3 separate regions of the Homo sapiens genome follow, and all the other regions are linked to region 3. Evidence: read pairs that join two places in POLR2A ChIA-PET (ENCODE). Cell type or tissue: OCI-LY7. All regions are shown on one strand. Links, peaks and the distances in the headings refer to the core of each region. The heading gives the core; the rest is flanking DNA.

Region 1 (7,468 bases), core at 1,254-6,253, 150 kb after region 3:
GTGTGAAAAACTGGTTAGACCATGTGTCGCATTTGCATAGGGTGCAAATTTCTGGTAGCCTCTGACCCTAATCTTTTATTATGCAGGCAGGTTCTCTGCCCGAGCTGCGCCATGTTGCCCATTTCTGTTACTGCACGCGTGGTAACATAAAAGGGAAGAGGAAGCGTCCATGTAGGGCCTGCCTGGCCCCTGGGTAGCTCTCTTCTATTGGCGCACCTGCCGGCATTCTCCCGTGTAAGCTTCCAGCTGTGCCTATCTATGTTTGCAGCTCAATTTTTCAGGCTGCTGCTTGTTAGAAAAGAAATGATTTGGGGGCTGCTTTTTGTTAGAAGGGAAGCTCTGCCGAGGACTCTGCTGCCTTCACTATCTGCCTAAATAATTTCTTTCTACCTCCTGTATCACTACGACTGTTGCTATTATTAATCTGAGAAAGAGACTCACTCTGTTGCCCAGGCTGGAGTGCAGTGGCCTGGGCTCACTGCAACCTCCGCCTCCCAGGGTCAAGTGATTCTCATGCCTCAGCCTCCCAAGTAGCTGGGACTACAGGAGCCTGCCATTATGCCCAGCTAATTTTTTTGTATTTTTAGTAGAGACAGGGTTTCACCATGTTGGCCAGGCTGGTCTCAAACTCCTGACCTCAAATAATGTGCCCGCCTTGGCCTCCCACAGTGCTGGGATTACAGGTGTGAGCTACTGCGCCCGGCCTCTTATTATTATTTATTTATTATTATTACTGCTTTTGGAGACAGGGTCTTACTCTGTCGCCCAGGCTGGAGAGCAGTGGTGCAATCATAGCTCCCTGCAGCCTCCAGTTCCTGGGCTTGAGTGATCCTCCTGTCTCAGCTTCCTGAGAAGGTGGGACTACAGGCATGCACCACCACACTCAGCTATTTTTTTTTTTTGAGTTGGAGTCTTGCTATGTTGCCCAGGCTAGAGTGCAGTGGTGCAATGTCGGCTCACTGCCAGCTCCGCCTCCCGGGTTCACGCCGTTCTCCTGCCTCAGCCTTCCGAGTAGCTGGAACCACAGGTGCCCGCCACCTCGCCCGGCTAATTTTTTTGTGTTTTTAGTAGAGACGGGGTTTCACTGTGTTAGCCAGGATGGTCTCGATCTCCTGACCTCGTGATCCGCCTGCCTTGGCCTCTCAAAGTGCTGGGATTATAGGCGTGAGCCACCGCGCCCGGCCTCACATTCAGCTAATTTTAAAAGTTTTTGGAGAGATGGGCTCTTGCTATGTTGCTCAGGCTGGTCCTGAACTCTTGGCCTCAAGTGATACTCCCACCTTGGCCTTCCAAATTGTTGGGATTCCAGGCGTGAGCCACCACCCCTGGCCAGACTTTACACAATAAAGGTGTATTTAGGGCTGCTCTGCCTATGGAGTGGCCATTCTTTACTCCTTTACTTTCTGTTTTGTGTTTGTTTGTTTGTTTGTTTGTTTGAGACGGAGTTTTGCTCTTGTTGCCCAGGCTGGAGTTCAATGGCGCGATCTCAGCTCACTGCAACCTTTGCCTCCTGGGCTCAAGTGATTCTCCTGCCTCAGCCACCAGAGTAGCAGAGATTACAGGTGCCTGCCACCACACCCGGCTAATTGTTTGTATTTTTAGTAGACATGGGGTTTCACCATTTTGGCCAGGCTGGTCTCGATCTCCTGACCTCAGGTGATCTGCCCCCCTTGGCCTCCCAAAGTGCTGGGATTACAGCTGTGAGGCTAACACTCCTGGCCTATTCCTTTACTTTCTTACTAAACTTATTTCACTTAAAAAAAAAGTTTATTTTCTACTCACACAACATTCAGATCAGCAAGGGGTTCTGCCCATGGTAGGCTGAAATAGGCTTCTTCCTTTTTTTTTTTTTTTTTTGTTGAGACAGGGCCTCACTCTGTTGTTCAGGGTGCAGAGCCGTAGCACAATCTCGGCTTAATGCAACTTCTGCTTCCTGGGTTCAAGTAATCCTCCTATTTAGTCCCCCAAATAGCTGGGACCACAGGTGCACGGCACCATGCCCGACTAATTTTTTTTTTTTCATTTTCAACAAGTGTTTTGTCACCAAACATTAAAAACCTACACAAAATACAGGCCAGGTACAGTGGCTCACGCCTGTAATCCCAGAACTTTGGGAGTCCGAGGCGGGCAGATCACCTGAGGTCAGGAGTTCGAGACCAGCCTGGCCAACATGGTGAAACTCCCTCTCTACTAAAAATTCAAAAATTAGCCAGGCGTGGTCATGTGCAATTGCAGTCCCAGCTACTCAGGAGGCTGAGGCTTGAGAATTGCTTGGACCTGGGAGGCGGAGGTTGCAATGAGCTGAGATCATGCCACTGCACTCCAGCCTGGGTGACGAGAGCCAGACTTCATCTCAAAAAACAAAAATATATACAGAATACAAAGATAGTATAATAGACTTGTCACCCAGGTTGAACAGCTACTAGTCATGCCATGTTTGCTTCATCTATACTTTGACCCATTTCCTACCCCCCAATTTATTAGTTTTTTGGGTTTTCTTTTTAGATAAAATGTATACATATTGAAAGGTACAATCTGAACTGTACCATTTTGACAAATTAATACACTCATATAGACTTCCCCCCTTTAAAGAATAGAATTACTCCACTTACTAATCATTAATGTACATATAAGTTACGTCGAAGTAGTATTTACAATCCAAATTTTTATAAAATAGGTCAGAGTTTTGACTGAGAATTTTTTTTTTTTTTTGAGACCGAGTCTTGCCCTGTTGCCCAGGCTGGAGTGCAGTGGTGCAATCTTGGCTCACCGCAACCTCTGCCTCCCAGGTTCAAGCGATTCTCCTGCCTCAGCCTCCCGAGTAGCTGGGATTACAGGCTTGCGCCACCTCGCCTGTCTAATTTTTTGTGTTTTTAGTAGAGATGGGGTTTTGCCATCTTTGCCAGGTTGGTCTTGAACTCCTGACCTTCTGATCCACCCACCTCAGCCTCCCAAACTGCTGGGATTACACGCGTGAGCCACCGCGCCTGGCCGAGAATTTTTATTTTTAAAAAAGTAGAGATCTGTAGAGCACACAGTAACTACAATGTCTATTTATCTCAAGTAAATACAGTTTGATGAATAAAATTAAGGAAAATTCACCTAAGATGAAAAAAAAACAATCAAACCATCTGTGCAATATGCTATCTGTAGGAGCATTTGGTTAAGAATAACAAACTAACCCAACAATTTTATTATTTTAATAACCAAAATTGGCACAAATTTCTACTATTGTTTTCATAGAAATGCTCCCTCACAATAAAAAAATTTTCATATCATGAGAGCAAAAACAGCAAATATTTGAAAAAGTAGATGTCTTATAAAATTAAGTAGCAAAGGCCAGGCGCAGTGGCTCATGCCAGTAATCCCAGCACTTCGGGAGGCCGAGGCGGGAGGATCACCTGAGGTCAGGGGTTCGAGACTAGCCTGGCCAACATGGTGAAACCATATCTCTACTAAAAATTCCAAAATTAGCCAGACGTGGTGGCGGGCAGGAGAATCGCTTGAATCTGGGAGACAGAGGTTGCAGTGAGCCGAGATCTTGCCACTGTACTCTAGTTTGGGTGACAAGAGCAAAACTCCATCTCAAAAAAAAAAAAGAAAAATCACAGTTACCTATAATTCGATCATTCAATCAATCATCAGATAACTCAGCTCATTCAATTATCTGCAAGTGTAGATAATTCTCATAGCTTCCTATTAAAATTATGTTTTATGCCCTTACAAATTTTAACTTAGTTTTTCTTTTATTTATTTATTAGTAGGAGTCTCACTCTGTCGCCCAGGCTGGAGTGCAGTGGCACAATCTTGGCTCTCTGCAACCTCCACCTCCTGGGTTCATGCAATTCTCCTGCCTCAGCCTCCTGAGTAGCTGACATTACAGGCATGAGGCACCACACCCAGCTAATCCCACAGTGCAGGGATTAGAGGCATAAGCCACCTCCCCCTCCTACTTTTTCTTCTTACTTGGTCCGAGGGCTGTGGGACGGGGCCCCACCCCAGCCCATCACCAGAGACTTTTGGTCTTGGCCATGTGTCCTAAGACTTAATAGTTCTTGCACATTCTCTTGGTAATCAATTCAATTTGTTTCTTCCAAATCTTGCAGTAAAACTGATGTTCCAGCCAGGCGCTGTGGCTCATGCCTAGACGGTTTTCATCTTGACATGACCCTTGTGCTAGGAGTGTAAAGTAGAAAACCACAGATGGATACACATCATTGCCAGTCCCTTTTCACTAACCAAAGCGTGTCAGTGACCCTGCTTAACTTTAGTGGGTGCAGGGAAGTGGCATGCTTGCAAGAGTCAGAAAGAAAGCTGAAAATACTAGGTGGAGAACACGAATCGCTATCAAAACCCACCCATTTGATCACAGAAACTCAGCTCATGCTCCTTCCTGCTTGCAAAATACAGTCACCCCTCCAAGAGAGAACTCCATAGTCCCACCTGTAATGGCATCAAGCCTCTTTTTCTTTCCATGTGGTCTGTGATCATTCAGTAGCCTAGCCAAGCTTTTTTTTTTTTTTAAAATTACTGAACATATATTTCTGAGTTCCTGCTGTTTCCAAGGTATTAATACAATAGTGCAGAAATCAAAGTTCCTACCCTCTTGGAGATTGCATTTGATGAGTTCCCATTTGTGTCAGGCCAACTTTCTTGCATTCTGTTTTTATTTTAAAAATAAATATGGTCTCAAAAAACAAACAAAAACAACAGCAACAAAATGGTCTCAGTTAATATTCCAACAGCCCTGGGAGATAAGTAGTATTATCTTGAGATGCCTTTTGTGAATTTTCAGCAACAACTAGAATTTTAAAAACAATCCATAGATATTTCCATAACGTACGTATATGAAAGGACACAGTGAACAATGATAAGAAAACTTAGGTTTTAAAAAGGTTAAGTACCTTATTAAAGGTAAAAGCTGGCCAGGCGTGGTAGCTCACGCCTGTAATCCCAAAACTTTGGGAGGCTGAGGCAGGCTGATCACTTGAGGTCAGGAGTTCGAGACAAGCCTGGCCAACATGGTGAAACCCTATCTCTACTAAAAATACAAAAATTAGCCAGGCATGGGGGCGGGTGCCTGTAATCCCAGCTACTTGGGAGGCCAAGACATGAGAATCACTTGAAACCAGGAGGCGGAGGTTGCAGTGAGCTGAGATCGTGCCACTGCACTCCAGCCTAGGTGACAGAGTGAGACTCTGTCTCAAAAAGAAAAATAAATAAATAAATAAAAATAAATAAATAAAGCAAAGCCAAAATTCAAAACTCAAACTTTATTTTGACTCCAGAGTTCCTTTTATACAATACCTTTTCCTCTGAAGTCATGCCCCAGCTGATATCACAGTCAAAATACATTTTAAAGGATGAGTGGGACAGAGGTGTAATGGGGAAAAGGTACTAGTCAAAACTTTTTAAAAAATAGGCTTTTATGGGTGTGGTGGCTCATGCCTGTAATCCCAGCAACTTGGGAGGCTGAGGCAGGAGAATTGCTTGAACCTGGGAGGTGGAGGTTGCGGTAAGCCAAGATCGCTCCATTGCACTCCAGCCTAGGCAACAAGAGTGAAGCTCCGTCTCAAAAAAAAAAAAAAAAAAAAAAAGTCTTTTTAGAGCAGTTTTAGTTTCGCAGCAAAATTGAGCAGAAAATACAAAAAGTTCCCACACACCCCTAGAGCCCCCTGCTCCACAAACAATCCCATTGTTAACATCCCACCGCACCCGGCCGGCTCTGTGTATTTGTCTTCACTTTTTTCCCCTGCTTCTTGGATTTGCTAACTTTATGGTTGCCTTATCTTCAAGTTTGTTGATCTTTTTTCTACCTACTCAAATCTGTTCTTGAATTCGTCTAATGAATTATCACCTCCATTATTGTAACTTTCAGCTCCAGAATTCCTGTTTGTGAATTTTTAATAATTTATTTCTTTCTATTGACATTCTCACTTCTTTCATATATCATTCTCATGATCTGCTTTAGTTCTTTGTCCATATTTTCCTTCATCTCACTGAACACATTGGAGACAGTTGATTTAATGTCTTTGACTAATAGTTTCAATGTGTGGGCTTCCCTAGTAACAGTATATGTTAAATCATGGTTTATTGTAAATGAGTTATACTTTCCTATGTCTTTATGCTTTGTAATTACAACTGGACATCCTGAGTATTATGATTCATAAGTCTGGAACTCCGATGCTCCAAGTCTTCATGGATTGCTGATTTCTGCTTACTGAAGGCTGAAACTATTCATTTCTGACTTTTCCCGACTGTTTTTTGGCAACTGTGTATCCTTTGGGTGTGATCACTGAAGTGTCTTTTCCATTTTGTGGTCAGTTAGTAACATGACAAAGATTTTACAAGGCATCGAACCTCTAAGTCTGAGGGATACGAAGGGACTCAAGAGAGCCAAAACAAGCATCTTATTGGCTTCTCAGGAATTGCCAGACCTAGTAGAGTGCAAATTCCCCAAATTTTGGAGGCCAAGGTCTCAACTGCCTGCTCTGGCACTGGTCACCTGTTTGAGGAAAATGGACTGTCTCCAAATTGCCCCACTCGGACGGAGGAATGGGGAGTGGGGGCTGGTTTGTGAAGGCTGTTCTCTTTCTAAAGTCTCAGTCTCTCTTTTCATCAAGCACTCCTCTCATTATTATAAGTGCTGCAACAGGATGACTAGTTCTGAAATCATTGATTCTGTGTCTCCTGCCCCTCAGTTCACTGTTTATTTCACTGGAGGGAGGGGCTCCCAGAGCTTTCTACTCCGTCTTTTTGCTTGATCTCACTGTTTGCTGACTTTCTGAGATATGCCCAAACTCATATGGCTATTGGAAATTTCCACATTAAAAGTACTTCACCACATTGGGCAACATGGTGAAATCCTGTCTCTACAAAAAAGAAAAATACAAAAATTCCTTGGGTGAGGTGGCACACTCCCGTAGTCCCAGCTACTTGAGAGGCTGAGGTGGGAGAATCGCTTGAGACCGGGAGGCAGAGGTTGCAGTGAGCCGAGATCGCACTACTGCACTCCAGCCTGGGTGACAGAGTGAGGCTCTGTCTCAAAAAAAAAAAAAAAAAAAAAGGTACTTGACATGATAGTTTCCAATAAAAACATTTTAACCTAATTCCTTCATTTCACTCTTTAGCAATCAATATGTGAAAATTATATTGAACTGGTAAAAATGCAGGTTACAAAGATAAGATAAATATGAAATGCTATGATACACTTCTGACCACTGGAAGACATAAGAGAGAGTTGCAATGATTATATTTAATATTTTGGTTAGTAAACAGAGAGAACGCATCTACCCAGGGATTCAGTAGGGGTATGTGAAGATTTAATAAGGTAAGTAATCCTTAGTTTTTGAGAAACCAGAGATAGAAAATATGTTGGTGATTTTTTTTTTTTTTTGAGATGGAGTCTGGCTCTTTTCGCCCAAGCTGGACTGCAGTGGTGTGCTCTCAGCTCACTGTAACCTCTGCC
Region 2 (7,416 bases), core at 2,417-7,416, 130 kb after region 3:
AGAATAGATAAAGAAAGTATGGTCTACAGACACATTGGAATACTATTTCATCTTACAAGAGAAGAAAATCCTGACATTTGGGACAATATGGATGAACCTGGAGGACATTAGGCTAAGTGAAATAAGCCAGACACAGAAAGGCAAATACTGCGTGATCTTACTTATACGTGTAAGAGTTAAAGAAAGAGAAAAGAAACACGAAAAGGGGCTCAACAGTCAAAGACGGGTTTATTTTGGAGAATAAACCTGAGAGGGGCTTCTGGCCAATTTTGGTCAAGAGTGCTCTCTCTTACAGATTAAAAGTATATATTGGTTTTAGGGTGAGGGGGCTTATCACAAGCTTGGAATGTTTCTGTGTGGAGGAGAGGTTTATGGCGGGGGGTTGGAATGTCTCTGGTCACAGGGGAGGTTATCTTGGGGCTGACATCTTCCCAGCCAGAAAGGAGGTTATCTTGGGGCTGGAATGTCTGTGGTTGAGGATGTTATTTGTGGTTTATGGTCATAGTGACCTTAGCCATTAGGCTGATGCCATTTGGATTTAGGCAGTTTTTTGATCAAGATGAAACTTTTTTTTTTTTTTTTTTTTGGGATGGACTCTCTCTTTGTTGCCCAGGCTGGATGCAGTGGTGTGATCTCAGCTCACTGCAACCTCTGCCTCCCGGGTTCATGCCATTCTCCTGCCTCAGCCTCCTGAGTAGCTGGGACTACAGGCACCCGCCACCACGCCTGGCTAATTTTTTTGTATTTTTAGTAGAGACGGGGTTTCACCATGTTAGCCAGGCTGGTCTCAATCTCCTGACCTCATGATCCGCCCACCTTGGCCTCCCAAAGTGCTGGGATTATAGGTGTGAGCCACCCCGCCCAGCTCTGATCAAGATGAAACTTAAAATGGCAGCACTTGTCCAAGATGGTGATACTCCTGTTCTGTCAATATGGGGAATCTTTAAAAAAAAAAACAAAGCCAAACTCTTAGACAGAGAGTAGAACTGTGGTTACCAGGGAATAGGGGTAGGAGGAAATGAGCAGATATTGGGGCACAAATATGTGGGCTCTCTGGAGGCTTGCGAGCTATTAAGGAGTGGGTTTACCCCAAATTGGAAAATGTGGGCTCTGCGTTCAAATAGCCTCACTTGGGTCTTAGGGCTGGTAAGGTTTGCTGGAAATTTGCATGTGCATTGTACATACACACACCAGCATGATATTTAAATCAGTATTATGAGAATTTTAAAGAGATACAGTTTTCCTATCTCAGCACAACAGACTCATGAAGCATTTACCATCACCCTTAAAAAAGACCACACACAAAGTGTGGTCGGTTAATTGGTGAATTACGTAGATTCATCAAAACACCAGTTCCTCCTTTGTGCAGGCTAAATTTATGACAGTGGACATCTCTGGTCTCTATCCTGTTAATCTGGATGTCCGAGTTTAATGCTAAATTTCAAAAGATGAGGCTGGGCACAGCAGCTCATGCCTGTAATCCTAGCTCTTTGGGAGGCCAAGGTGGGTGGGTCACCTGAGGTCAGGAGTTCAAGACCAGCCTGGCCAACATGGTGAAACCCAGTCTTTACTAAAAATACAAAAAAAAAAAAAAAAAAAAAAATAGCCAGACTTGTTGTGATCTTGGCTCACTGCGACCTCTGCTTCCTGGGTTCAAGCGATTCTCCTGCCTCAGCCTCCCAGGTAGCAGGGACTACAGGCGCCTGCCATCATGCCTGGCTATTTTTTTTTTTTTTGTATTTTAGTAGAGATAGGGTTTTGCCATATAAGCCAGGCTGGTCTTGCCCTTATTACCCTTCTGACCAAGCCGAGGCGGGTGATCCTTCCCCTCTCTCAGCTGGGACAGGTGAATCACCCGTCTTGGCCTCCCAAAGTGCTGGGAACAAGCATGAGTCACCGCTCGTGGTCCTGTTAATGGACATTGAATTTCCTTTTGAGGAGGTGGACAAGATGGTGATTAACTGTTAACGGACTTTGAATTTTCTTTTTTCTTTCTTTTCTCTCTCTCTCTCTTTTTTTTTTTTTTGGAGATGGAGTCTCGCTTTGTTGCCTAGGCTGGAGTGCAGTGGTGTGATGATCTTGGGTCACTGCAACCTCTGCCTCCCAGGTTCAAGCAATTCTCCTGCCTCAGACTCCTGAGCAGCTGGGACCACAGGTGCCCACCACCACGCCTGGCTAATTTTTTTCTATTTTTATAGACATGGGGCTTCACCACGTTGGCCAGGCTGGTCTCAAACTCCTGACCTCAGCTGATTCACCTGCTTTGGCCTCCCAAAGTGCTGGGATTACAGGTGTGAGCCACTGCGCCTGGCCTTGTATTTTCTTTTCTATAAAACCCTGTGTATACACTCTTTTTTCAAAAATTGAGGTGAAAATCATGTAACATCAAATAATCCTTCCTTCCTTCTTCCCTCCTTCCCTCCTTCTCTCTCTCTCTTTGTCTCTTTCTTTCTTTTTTTTCTTTATATTCCTTTGTCACCCTAGGTGGAGTGCCACATGAACATAGCTCACTGCAGACTCCTGGATTCTAGCCTCCTGCCTCAGCCTTCCTGTTAATGGACATTGAATTTCTTTTTCTTTCTCTCTTTTTTTTTTTTTTGGAAATGGAGTCTCACTCTGTTGCCCAAGCTGGAGTGCAGTGGCACGATCTTGGCTCACTGCAACCTCTGCCTCCCAGGTTCAAGCGATTCTCCTGCCTCAGCCTCCCGAGTAGGTGGGATTACAGGCAGGCGTGGTGGTGGATGCCTGTAATCCCAGCTACTCGAGAGGCTGAGGCAGGAGAATCACTTGAACTCGGGAGGTGGAGGTTGCAGTGAGCTGAGACCGTGCCACTGCATTCCAGCCTGGGTGACAAGAGCGAAACTCCATCTCAAAAAACAAACAAAGAAACAAAAAATCAAAACAAACAAAGAAAAAAGAAAATAGAACTGATTCAAATGACGGTTAAGCACCTGAAGAAAAGTTCTGGACTGGTAGAAACACAAGGAAACCCTCAAAGACTGTATATCTAAAAAATTCTATTTTATATTCCTGTGAACAGTTTTAATCCTATGTGGTAGATTAATGTAAGTTAGTTTATACAATACATATTTTTCCTTTTTGACTGGCTTATTTCATTGAGTATAATGTCCTCAAACTAGTCATGCCTTCCTAACTATCCCCCAAAGTCTTAACTCATTTCAGCATTAACTCAAAAGTCCACAGTCCAAAATCTCATCTGAGACAAGGCACGTCCCTTCTGTGAGCCTGTAAAATCAAAAGCAAGTTAGTTACTTCCTATATACAATGGGGTACAGGCGTTGGATATACCCATTCCAAATGGGAGAAACTGGACAAACGAAGGGGCTGAAGGTCCCCTGCAATTCCAAAATCCAGTGGGGCAGTTAAATCTTTTTTTTTTTTTTGAGACAGAGTGTCGCTCTGTCACCCAGTCTGGAGTACAGTGGCTCGATCTCGGCTCACTGCAACCTCTGCCTCCCGGGTTAAAGCGATTCTCCTGCATCAGCCTCCAAGTCGCGGGGACTACAGGCGCACGCTGCCACGCCTGGCTAATTTTTTTTTTTTTGTATTTTAGTAGAAACGGGGTTTCACCATATTGCCCAGGCTGGTCTCGAACTCTTCAGCTCAGGCAATCTGCTCGCCTCGGCCTCCCAAAGTGTTAGGATTATAGGCATGAGCCACTGTGCCTGGCCAGGCAGTCAAATCTTTTTTTTTTTTTTTTTTTAATTATACTTTAAGTTCTAGGGTACATGTGCACAACGTGCAGATTTGTTACATATGTATATATGTGCCGTGTTGGTTTACTGCACCCATTAATTTGTCATTTACATTAGGTATTTCTCCTAATGCTATCCCTCCCCCCCTCCCCCGACTCCACACTCCACGACAGGCCCCGGTGTGTGATGTTCTCCTCCCTGTGTCCAAGTATTCTCATTGTTCAATTTCCACCTATGAGTGAGAACATGCGGTGTTTGGTTTTCTGTCCTTGCAATAGTTTGCTCAGAATGATGGTTTCCAGCTTCATCCATGTCCCTATGAAGGACATGAACTCATCCGTTTTTATGGCTGCATAGTATTCCATGGTGTATATGTGCCACATTTTCTTAATCCAGTCTATCATTGATGGACATTTGGGTTGGTTCCAAGTCTTTGCTATTGTGAATAGTCAGGCAGTCCAATCTTAAAGCTGCCAGATAATCTCCTTTGACTCTGTGTCTCACATCCAGGTCACGCTGATGTAAGTGGTGGGTTCCCATGGTCTTGGGCAGCCCCTTCCCTGTGGCTTTGCAGGATACAGCCTCCCTCCCGGCTGCTTTCACAGGCTGGCGTCGAGTGTCTGTGGCTTTTCCAGATGCATGGTTCTGAGTCCAGGTAAGGTTGGAGAGGGGCTGCAGGGCTAGATTTGTGAGGGCGGGTGGCGCATGGGTCTCATTTTCCCTCCCTCAGCTGGGACACCCCACCACTCCTCTCACTTCCCCTTCTAGAAGTGAGATCATGGATGCAAGATGCGGGATTATCTGGCTTGGAATCCTGAGTCCACTACTATGTAGATGAATTGCCTCGGGCTTGTGACTCAGGTTTTCTGCCACTATTTTCCTCAACTGTTAAATACTGAGGTTCCAGCTGTTACAAAACCAGTAACTTTGGACAGATGACTCAACGGTTTACGCCTCTGTTTTCCTCATCTGTGAAATGGGAACAATGATGATTCCTCCAGCTTTGTAGGGCTTGCATGAACACGAGCTGAGTTAATGGGATAAAACAGTGTGCAGTCCATATTAAATGCCGTAAGAAGCACTTGACTTTGAGTCCCCAGTTCCAAAATCCAAAAAGCCCTGGAAATCAAGTTGTTTTGGTGAATTGTTTGGCAGCAATCTCTGACCTGAACTAACTTTTTGTTAATTGTAGTCTTTTTTTTTTTTTTTTTTTTTTTTAAAGACAGTCTCACTCTGCCACCCAGGCTGGAGTGCAGTGGCACTATCTCAGCTCACTGCAATCTCCACCTCCTGAGTTCAAGAGAGTCTCCTGTCTCAGCCTCCCTAGTAGCATGGATTAGAGGTGCCCATCACCACACCCAGCTAATTTTTAAATGTTTAGTAGAGATGAGGTTTCACCATGTTAGCCAGATTGGTAACTGTGGTCTTGATTTTTTTTTTTTTTTTTTTTGAGATGGAGTTTCGCTCTTGTCACCCAGGCTGGAGTGCAATGACATGATCTTGGCTCACTGCAACCTCCACCTCCGGGGTTTAAGTGACCCTCCTGCCTCACCCTCCTGAGTAGCTGGGTTTACAGGTGCCGGCCACCATGCCTGGCTAATTTTTGTGTTTTTAGTAGAGACGGGGTTTTACCACGTCGGCCAGGCTGGTCTCAAACTCCTGACCTCAGGCGATCCGCCCACCTCGGCCTCCCAAAGTGCTGGGACTACAGGCATGAGCCACCGCGCCTGGCCTGTAGTCTTGATTTTTATCCCACTTAGTGTGAATGTTAACACTTCTCATTGTAAAAAAAAAAAAAAAAGATGTGGTGTTTGATTACAAAATGCTGTCCCGACCTCACTGAGGTGATGCATAAAAGATGGTATAAGCGCTAGGCGCGGTGGCTCACAACTGTAGTCCCAGCACTTTGGGAGGCCGAGGCGGGTGGATCACAAGGTCAAGAGATCGAGACCATCCTGGCCAACATGGTGAAGCCCGTCTCTACTAATAATAGAAAAATTAGCCGGACGTGGTGGCGGATTTCTGTAGTCCCAGACTTGGGAGGCTGAGGCAGAAGAATTGCTTGAACCTGGGAGGGTGGAGGTTGCAGTGAGCTGAGATTATGCCACTGCACTCCAGCCTGGACAACAGGGCGAGACTCCATCTCAAAAAAAAAGATGGTATAATCCTGTACACCATCTTTAAATACTGGTAAATTCTGAGTTCCAAAATGTATTTGAGGTCCAGGCAGTGGCTCATGCCTGTAATCCCAGCACTTGGGGAGACCGAGGCGGGAAGATCGGCATTTCGGGAGATTGGAGTTTGAGACCAGCTGGGGCAATGTAATGAGACCTCATCTCAAAAAAAAAAAAAAAAAAATAGCCGGGTGTGGTGGCCTGTGCTGGCGGTCCTAGCTATTTGGGAGGCTGAGGTGGGAGGATCGCTTGAGCCCAGGAGTTTGAGGCCGCAGTGAGACAGGATCATGCCACCGCACTGCAGCCTGGGCGACAGATCAAGACCCTGTATTTTCAGTAGAGGTGAGGTTTCGCCATGTTGGCCAGGCTTGTCTTGAACTCCTGACCTCAAGTGATCTTTTATTATTATTATTTAAGTTCTGGGGTACATGTGCAGGATGTGTAGTTCCATTACATAGTTAAATGTGTGCCATGGTGGTTTGCGACACCCCTCACCAGGCTGCAGTGCAATGACGCGATCTTGGCTCCCTGAAACTTCCGCCTCCCAGGTTCAAGAGATTCTCCTGCCTCAGCCTCCTGAGTAGCTGGGATTACAGGCGCCCTGGACCACGCTTGGCTAATTTTTGTATTTTTAGTAGACGGAGTTTTACATGTTGGCCAGGCTGGTCTCGAACTCCTGATTTCAAGTGATCCACCCACCCTGGCCTCCCAACTCATTAGGTATTTTGCATTGTCTGCTTTGAGAGACAGTCACCCAAAGTGATCTTTGTGTTTCCTCTCTTGTCAAATAGATGCACCAAGGAGAAAACAGAACTTTTTTTTTTTTTTTTTGACAAGGAATCTCACTCTTGCTCAGGCTGGAGTGCAGTGGCATGATCACGGCTCACTGCAGCCTTTGACCTCCTGGGCTCTACCCAATCTCCCACTTCAGCCTTTGGAGTAGCTTGGACTAGCACACCACTACATCTGGTTAATTTTTGTATTTTTTGTAGAGATGGGGGTCTCACTATGTTGCCCAGGCTGGTCTTGAACTCCTAGGCTCAAGCGATCTGCCTTCCTCAGCCTCCCAAAGTGCTGGGATTACAGGCATGAGCCACTGTGCCCAGCCCACTTCCTCTATTCTTCAAACATCCCTAACCAAGAACATTTTTTTTTTCCTGAGACAGAGTCTTGCTCTGTTGCCCAGGTTGGAGTGCAGTGGCGCAATCTCGGCTCACTGCAACCTCCACCTCCTCGGTTCAAGCGATTCTCCTGCCTCAGTCGGCCGAGTAGCTGGGATTACAGATGCACGCCACGAAGCCCAGCTGATTTTTGTATTTTTTAATAGGAAAATGAAAGAAAAAGCTCAATGCCTTCTCTTGTCCTGCCACCACTACCCCCCACCACACTCCCACCCCAACCCCGGGTGGCCCCTGTGTGTACACTTTTTCTCTTGAACTTAAATAAAATAAAATAAAATTTAAAAAACCCTAATCAGCAGCAGTGGTCAGGGGCGCACCCACTGCACTCCAAAGAAGGTCTCATCA
Region 3 (6,137 bases), core at 1,138-6,137:
CGTGCTGGGATTATAGGTGTGAGCCACCGTGACCGGCCTCTACTCATACCTCTTAATGGCTTCCTATTTTACTTAGAAGACCCTGTACCCTGCCCTGATCAGTCCCCCCCAGACACCTAAGACTTCCACTCCTCCAAAAGGCCGTATTTGTTCCTGCTTCCAGACCTGGGTACTAGATTTGTGCATGCTCCCTTGTGATAATACGCCCAACCCATGGCTTCAATGTCACCTTCTTGGAGGCGTTCCTCAACCCCCCTCCCGCCCACTGTTACTGAAGATGACAAATCCTGTCTTGTGATCTTCTGAGAGCTTTTCTAGGAGCTGAAACTATCTTATTTGCTGGTTGATTGCCTGCCTTGTTTATGGGAATGGGCATTCCAGGATGGCAGGGACCATGCTGGTCTCATTCAACACCACAACTGCCACAATCCGCACAGTGTCTAGCACAGAGTAGATGGTCAGTAAATAGTCACTAAGCGAATGAGTGAACAACAAAATGGAGGAACAAATGAATGAGTGAGCAACGGTCTTGTCTCATTTGGTTGTCTACATGCCAGGTGCTGGGGAGGGCAGGTAAAGATGGCAGGAACAGAGCCTATTAGATCAGAATCAGCTACATAATTTGCAGGATCCAGTGCACAATGTAAAAGGGTGGGGGTCCCTTGTTCAAAAATTATTGGCCAGGTGTGGTGGCTCACACCTGTCATCCTAGCACTTTGGGAGGCTGAGGTGGGGGGATCCCCTAAGGTCAGGAGTTTGAGACCAGCCTGGGCAACATGGTGAAACCCTGTCTACTAAACATACAAAAATTAGCCAGGCGTGGTGGCAGGCACCTGTAATCTCAGCTACTCGGGAGGCTGAGGCAGGAGAATTCCTTGAACCTGGGAGGTGGAGGCTGCAGTGGGCCGAGATCGCGCCACTGCATTCCAGCCTGGGCGACAGAGTGAGACTCTGTCTCGGGAAAAAAAAAAAAAAATTAAGAATTTCAGGCCTGGCATGGTAGTTCACACCTGTAATCCAGCACTTTGGGAGGCCAAGGCGGGTGGATCACTTAAGGTCAGGAGTTTGAGACCAGCCTGGCCAACATGGTGAAACCCTGTCTCTACTAAAAATATAAAAATTAGCCGGGCATGGTGATGCATGCCTGTAATCCCAGCTACTCGGGAGACTGAGGCAGGAGAATTGCTTGAACCCAGGAGATGTAGGTTGCAGTGAGCCGAGATCGCGCCATTGCACTCCAGCCTGGGCGACAAGAGCGAGACTCCGTCTCAAAAAAATAAATAAATAAATAAAAATAATTTCGAGACAGCAGTAGCAGAGCGTTACACCAAGCACAGGGCCCTTCCGAGCATGGGGCTCTCTGCGACTTCACAGGTCACATGCCCATGAAGCAGGCCCTGTCTTGCATACAAAGATTTTGGGGGGAACGCTTGGGGACATCCAGGACCATGCTAATTGGGGGAGACCTGGTGATCCCACTAGAAGGTAAAAGCAACAGATGAGGTCCCTGGAAGAGAAACAGCCAAGAACTGTCTGCACCTGCCTGTGTTGATAAAGGTCTCAAGATGCTGGTGATTAGGTGTGGTTCTTATGGTAACAGCAGATGCTCAAATGGGCAGGCCCTGAAGATGACATTGGCTTAGAGACCGTGGCTGGGTCTGATACTTGCTTCGGGGAAGTTGGGTGTCTTTGAGACTCATCTTTGCCTGCCTTTTTTTTTTTTTTTTTTGAGAAGGAGTCTCGCTCTGTTGCCCAGGCTGCAGTGCAGTAGCTCTGTCACCAGGCTGGAGTGCAGTAGCGGGATGTTGGCTCACTGCAACCTCCGCCTCCCAGGCTCAAGCAATTCTCATGCCTCGGCCTTTTGGAGTAGCTGGTATTACAAGCACACATCACCATGCCTGGCTAATTTTTGTAATCTTTGCCTGATCTTATGTTTGTCAGCTAGAGTGGTCCCTGACTTTCAGGTGACCCCGGAAGGCTGAGCTGCTAATCAAAAGTAAGTGGAGAAGTGGGAGAGTCCAATACCTGGAAGGGTTCCCCAGGATTCCCAGGGCCAAGGTGCTCCTCACCTCATAACTGCCTTTCTCTAACTATAGCAGGTCAACTGAGCCAGCCCCAGGGGAAGGGGAAGGGGTGTCCTGTGGGTAAATCCCAGAGGGGAGCAGGGAAAGAGGAACGCGCTGCCCACAGACCTCGTAGACGGCCAGGTCGATGCCCGCATAGGGGATGATGCCCAGCACGTTGGGGAGGTAGCCGCGGTAGAAGGCACGGGGCCCCTCCCTCTCCAGGATACGCCTGGCGCAGTCCAGCAGCCCCTTATACTGGCCCGTCCGGCGCAAGGTCAGCCGCGTCTTCAGCACCTGGGGAGAACCTGGTTATCCCTGGAAAAGCTGTCCCACCAAATCGCTACATCCAGGAATGAAGACACCTAGAAATAGCTACTCCTGAAAACAGATGCCCTGAGAACAACCGAATTTTAAAAACCACCTACTCTAGAATCTTCTGCTATCCCCAAATCCCTATACCTAGAAATAGTTACACCTACCAAAGTGCACACATGTGGCACCACCAGTAACTGTCTCCTGATATCTTTCTTTTATTTTTTGGTCATTTCTGTAGAGATGGGGACTCGCTACTTTGCCCGTGCTGGTCTCGAACTCCTGGGCTCAAGTGATCCTCCCCTCTCCATCTCCCAAAGGACTGGGGTTACAGGCATGAGCCATCATGCCCAGACCTCCAGTATCTTGTTCCCTTCTGCTTTCATATCAGAAACTGTAACTTTCAGCAAGCACACAGCCACTAGAAAGAAAAATGACATTTCCCAGATGCCCTGGGTATGTGGCTATGTCACTATGTCCTAGCCAAAGAAATAGAAGGAAGAGAAAGAGGTACACATAAGGTTCAGAAAGCATCCTTAGAGGTGGGGAGGTGTTTCCTTTTTTATTGCTTCTTCCTTCTTGGCTGGAGTGTGGAATGTGATGAACGGAGCACAAGCAGCCACATTGGTCCATGAGGTTGTGTAACAACAAGATAGACAGAAAGAACCTGCATCGCTAACACTCTGAAGCTACCATCCCAGCCTGAAATGCTCATCTGTAGACTTTGTTGATGTGATTGAAGTTTTTTTTTTTTTTTTTTTGAGCTGGAGTCTTGCTCAGTTGCCCAGACTGAGTGCAGTGACATGATCTTGGCTCACTGCAACCACCGCCTCCCAGGTTCAAGCCATTCTCCTGCCTCAGCTTCCTAAGTGTCTGGGATTACAGGTGCCCACCACCATCCCCAGCTAATTTTTGTATTTTTAGTAGAGACGGTATTTCACCATGTTGGTCAGGCTGGTCTTGAACTCCTGACCTCAGGTGATCCACCTGCCTCGGCCTCCCAAAGTGCTGGGATTACAGGCGCTAGACATCGCACCCAGCTGACATGATTTAAGTTTTCTGTCACTTTCAGAATCCAAACAATACACTTCATAACCTGAAACCTGAAATAATTTATCTGAAAACATGTAGCTAGCACAGTCTATCCTTAGAAGAGGCATATTCATAAACAGTTGGTGACACCTAGACACGACGTCCCTGGGAACGTGCACCCTATCCTTAGAAGATGCATATTTATAAACAGCTGGCTCCTATGACTACCATCCAAACAAGGATAACCGACACTACCTTCCCCAGAAATTATATCTCAGTTGTAATACCCAGACAGGCTACACATGAAATTGCATTACTCTGATGAGCTATACTCCAAATCAGAGAGGGACAAAGGTAAAATCCCAATGGATATTGTGAAATGCAGAGTGAGATGGGTACAGCAGGCCCCCCACCCTGCCATGGGGCCTCCGCTGGGGTCCCTCCTTCTCACCTCCATAGGGTAAATGATGGTTTGGGCTGTGGCACCAGCCAGGGAGCCAGCCACGAAGCGCTCCTGCACATGCAGTGTCTCCTGCTGCCCCAGGATGGCCCTCTTGATCTGAGGCGGGGAGACACAGGGATGGGTAGGACCATGGGGGTTGAACCTTCCTTGCACTCCACTGTTCTCCTGGCTTCCAAAGAACTGGCTTGCTGCAGGCATTCATGCAGAGGAGCAGATGCCTGATCCTGGGGACCTGTGTTCACCACCCACCCCCAAGCCAATCCCGTAAATCTTTATGTACAGCCCAGTCTTCCCTATGGCAAGCACATTCCTCCCTGTACCTGCCCTCACCTGTTCATAGGCCATGAACTTGATAGCTGACTCGGGGGCAATCTTGAGTACATTAATACCATTGCCGCGCCACAGGGAGCGGATGCCTCCCTCAAGGACCATGCTTCGAAGCCCCCCAAGGATGTTCAGCCGGTTGGTCTTTGAGGCATGGACCTGAATGGGGAGACAACAGCTTGGAGGTCCCCTCCCAGGTGTCAGGCCTGGGGGAGGGGGCAGGTCTCTCCAGAGCCCCTCACCTGCATGAAGACCTTGAGGCGGTCCAGAGGGGCCGTGCCTGTCCGTGACACGGCACCTGCCACTGCGCCGGCCACCAGCTGTTTCCACCACATGCCCGTCAGCTTCTCTTGCTTTGAGAACTCGTCCGGCACTGTCAGGCACTCGCCAATGTCCAGGACCTAAAGATACAGGTGTTGGGGGTGTCATGCCATGGTGGGGACAGGGAGATGTGACTCAGTCCTAAATAGGGGAGTCTCCTCTATGAATCCTAGGATACCCTAGAGTCTGCCAATGACTCTTGCTTGGAGACCCCAGAAGAGTCCTGTTGGGTCCTACCAGGTGTCACCAAAGCATCTAACCTAGCAGCCTCCTTAGAAGATCCCAATATCCTACTAAATCCCACCAAAGGATCTGCCAAATCCCACTAAAGGATCCTATTCAAGTATCTGCCACATAAAGATCCCTCCAGGCTAGATGTGATGCCTCACATCTGTAGTCCCAGCACTTTGGGAGGCCCAAGTGGGAGAATCCCTTGGGGCCAGGAGTTCAAGACCAGCCTGGGCAACATAGCAAGATCCCCTCTCTACAAAAATTGGCCGGGCATGTGCCTGTAGTCCCAGCTACTCAGGAGGCCAAGATGGGAGGATTGCTTGAGCCCAGGAGTTTGAGGCTACATTGAGCTATGATCACACCACTGCATTTCAGCCTGGGAAACAGAGTAAGACCTTGTCTGTAACAGCAAAAAAAGATCCCTCAGGGCAAATGAGATTCTACTGAAGGATCCCACTCAAGGGTTTTCCATATAATGATTCCAAAAGATCCCTTCAGGGCCATACAAGATCTTACCAGGCACCTCCCCTATAAAGACCCCAGCAGATCCTTCTCAGGGACCCACGAAATCTCACAGGGATCTCCTCCACATGGAGTCCCCGTGCAGGAATCATTTCCAGTCTAGAATTTCTAACCAAGGTCCCCATGAATCGTCTGGGGTGGGAGTCTCTGGATCTCCAAAGAGGTTCTCACCAGATCCCACAGACGGATCCCCCTCCAGATGCCATCAGATCCTACCAGACACATTGCTCATAGACATTTCACCCAGGAACTAGGGATCTAGAGCAAACCCCCACTACCCTCTCTAGTGGCTCCCATTGGATCCTCTGAAGACCGTGTTTTTTTTTTTTTTTTTTTTTTTTTTTTGAGACGGAGTGTGGCTCTGTCACCCAGGCTAGAGTGCAGTGGCACGATCTCGGCTCACTGCAAGCTCCCGCCTCCTGGGTTCACGCCATTCTCCTGCCTTAGCCTTCCTAGTAGCTGGGACTACAGGTGCCTGCCACTACACCTGGCTCATTTTTTTAATATTTTTGTAGAGACGGGGTTTCACCATGTTAGCCAGGATGGTCGCGATCGCCTGACCTCGTGATCCGCCCACTTCGGCCTCCCAAAGTGCTGGGATTTTAGGTGTGAGCCACTGCGCCTGGCCAAGACCGTGGTTTTTGAACGATTCTGTTCAGCCGTAGAATCTTTTATCCAGGCAGAGAACCCAGCAGAAGAGAGCTGTGTGGGTGGAAGGTGGGAGGCCTTGTACCCCATCTGGTGAGCTCTTTCTTCCCTGTACCCGCAACCCCCACACGCTGTCCCCAGAGGCCCCGATGTAAGTCTCAAGGGCTGCGCTTCAATCAGACAGCAGAGATGTCCCAAATGGGACCCTTGAACCCTAA

Evidence for each region. ChIA-PET counts read pairs that join two places held together with the same protein. Peaks named below come from ENCODE experiments on the same cell type or tissue, not always from the same donor. Only the 100,000 strongest peaks of a DNase experiment are listed, where the experiment ranks them.
Region 1: POLR2A ChIA-PET joins it to region 3 with 5 read pairs; 1 of 35 experiments calls an interaction of 5 or more read pairs at or near these places.
Region 2: POLR2A ChIA-PET joins it to region 3 with 11 read pairs; 3 of 35 experiments call an interaction of 5 or more read pairs at or near these places.

What each region holds. Positions count from the first base shown.
Region 1 is chr19:6,604,946-6,612,413 of GRCh38, forward strand. No RefSeq gene overlaps it. Among named protein-coding and RNA genes, the nearest start is that of CD70, 18 kb to the left of the region's middle. RefSeq lists an enhancer at 4,063-4,172. In OCI-LY7, for the core only: no CTCF peak of the experiment used is centred there; DNase peaks (open chromatin) are centred at 1,556, 1,926 and 4,256; H3K4me3 peaks cover 2,116 bases; H3K27ac peaks cover 2,936 bases.
Region 2 is chr19:6,578,644-6,586,059 of GRCh38, forward strand. It overlaps CD70 (CD70 molecule), which reads right to left. Exons shown (of 3, transcript NM_001252.5): 3 at 7,196-7,416. The coding sequence ends at 7,377. Among named protein-coding and RNA genes, the nearest start is that of CD70, 8.8 kb to the right of the region's middle. RefSeq lists enhancers at 543-1,225, 1,187-1,246, 7,070-7,416. In OCI-LY7, for the core only: no CTCF peak of the experiment used is centred there; no DNase peak of the experiment used is centred there; H3K27ac peaks cover 1,542 bases.
Region 3 is chr19:6,450,120-6,456,256 of GRCh38, forward strand. It overlaps SLC25A23 (solute carrier family 25 member 23), which reads right to left. Exons shown (of 10, transcript NM_024103.3): 5 at 4,440-4,598; 6 at 4,204-4,356; 7 at 3,862-3,969; 8 at 2,193-2,360. Among named protein-coding and RNA genes, the nearest start is that of SLC25A23, 6.6 kb to the right of the region's middle. In OCI-LY7, for the core only: no CTCF peak of the experiment used is centred there; a DNase peak (open chromatin) is centred at 4,232.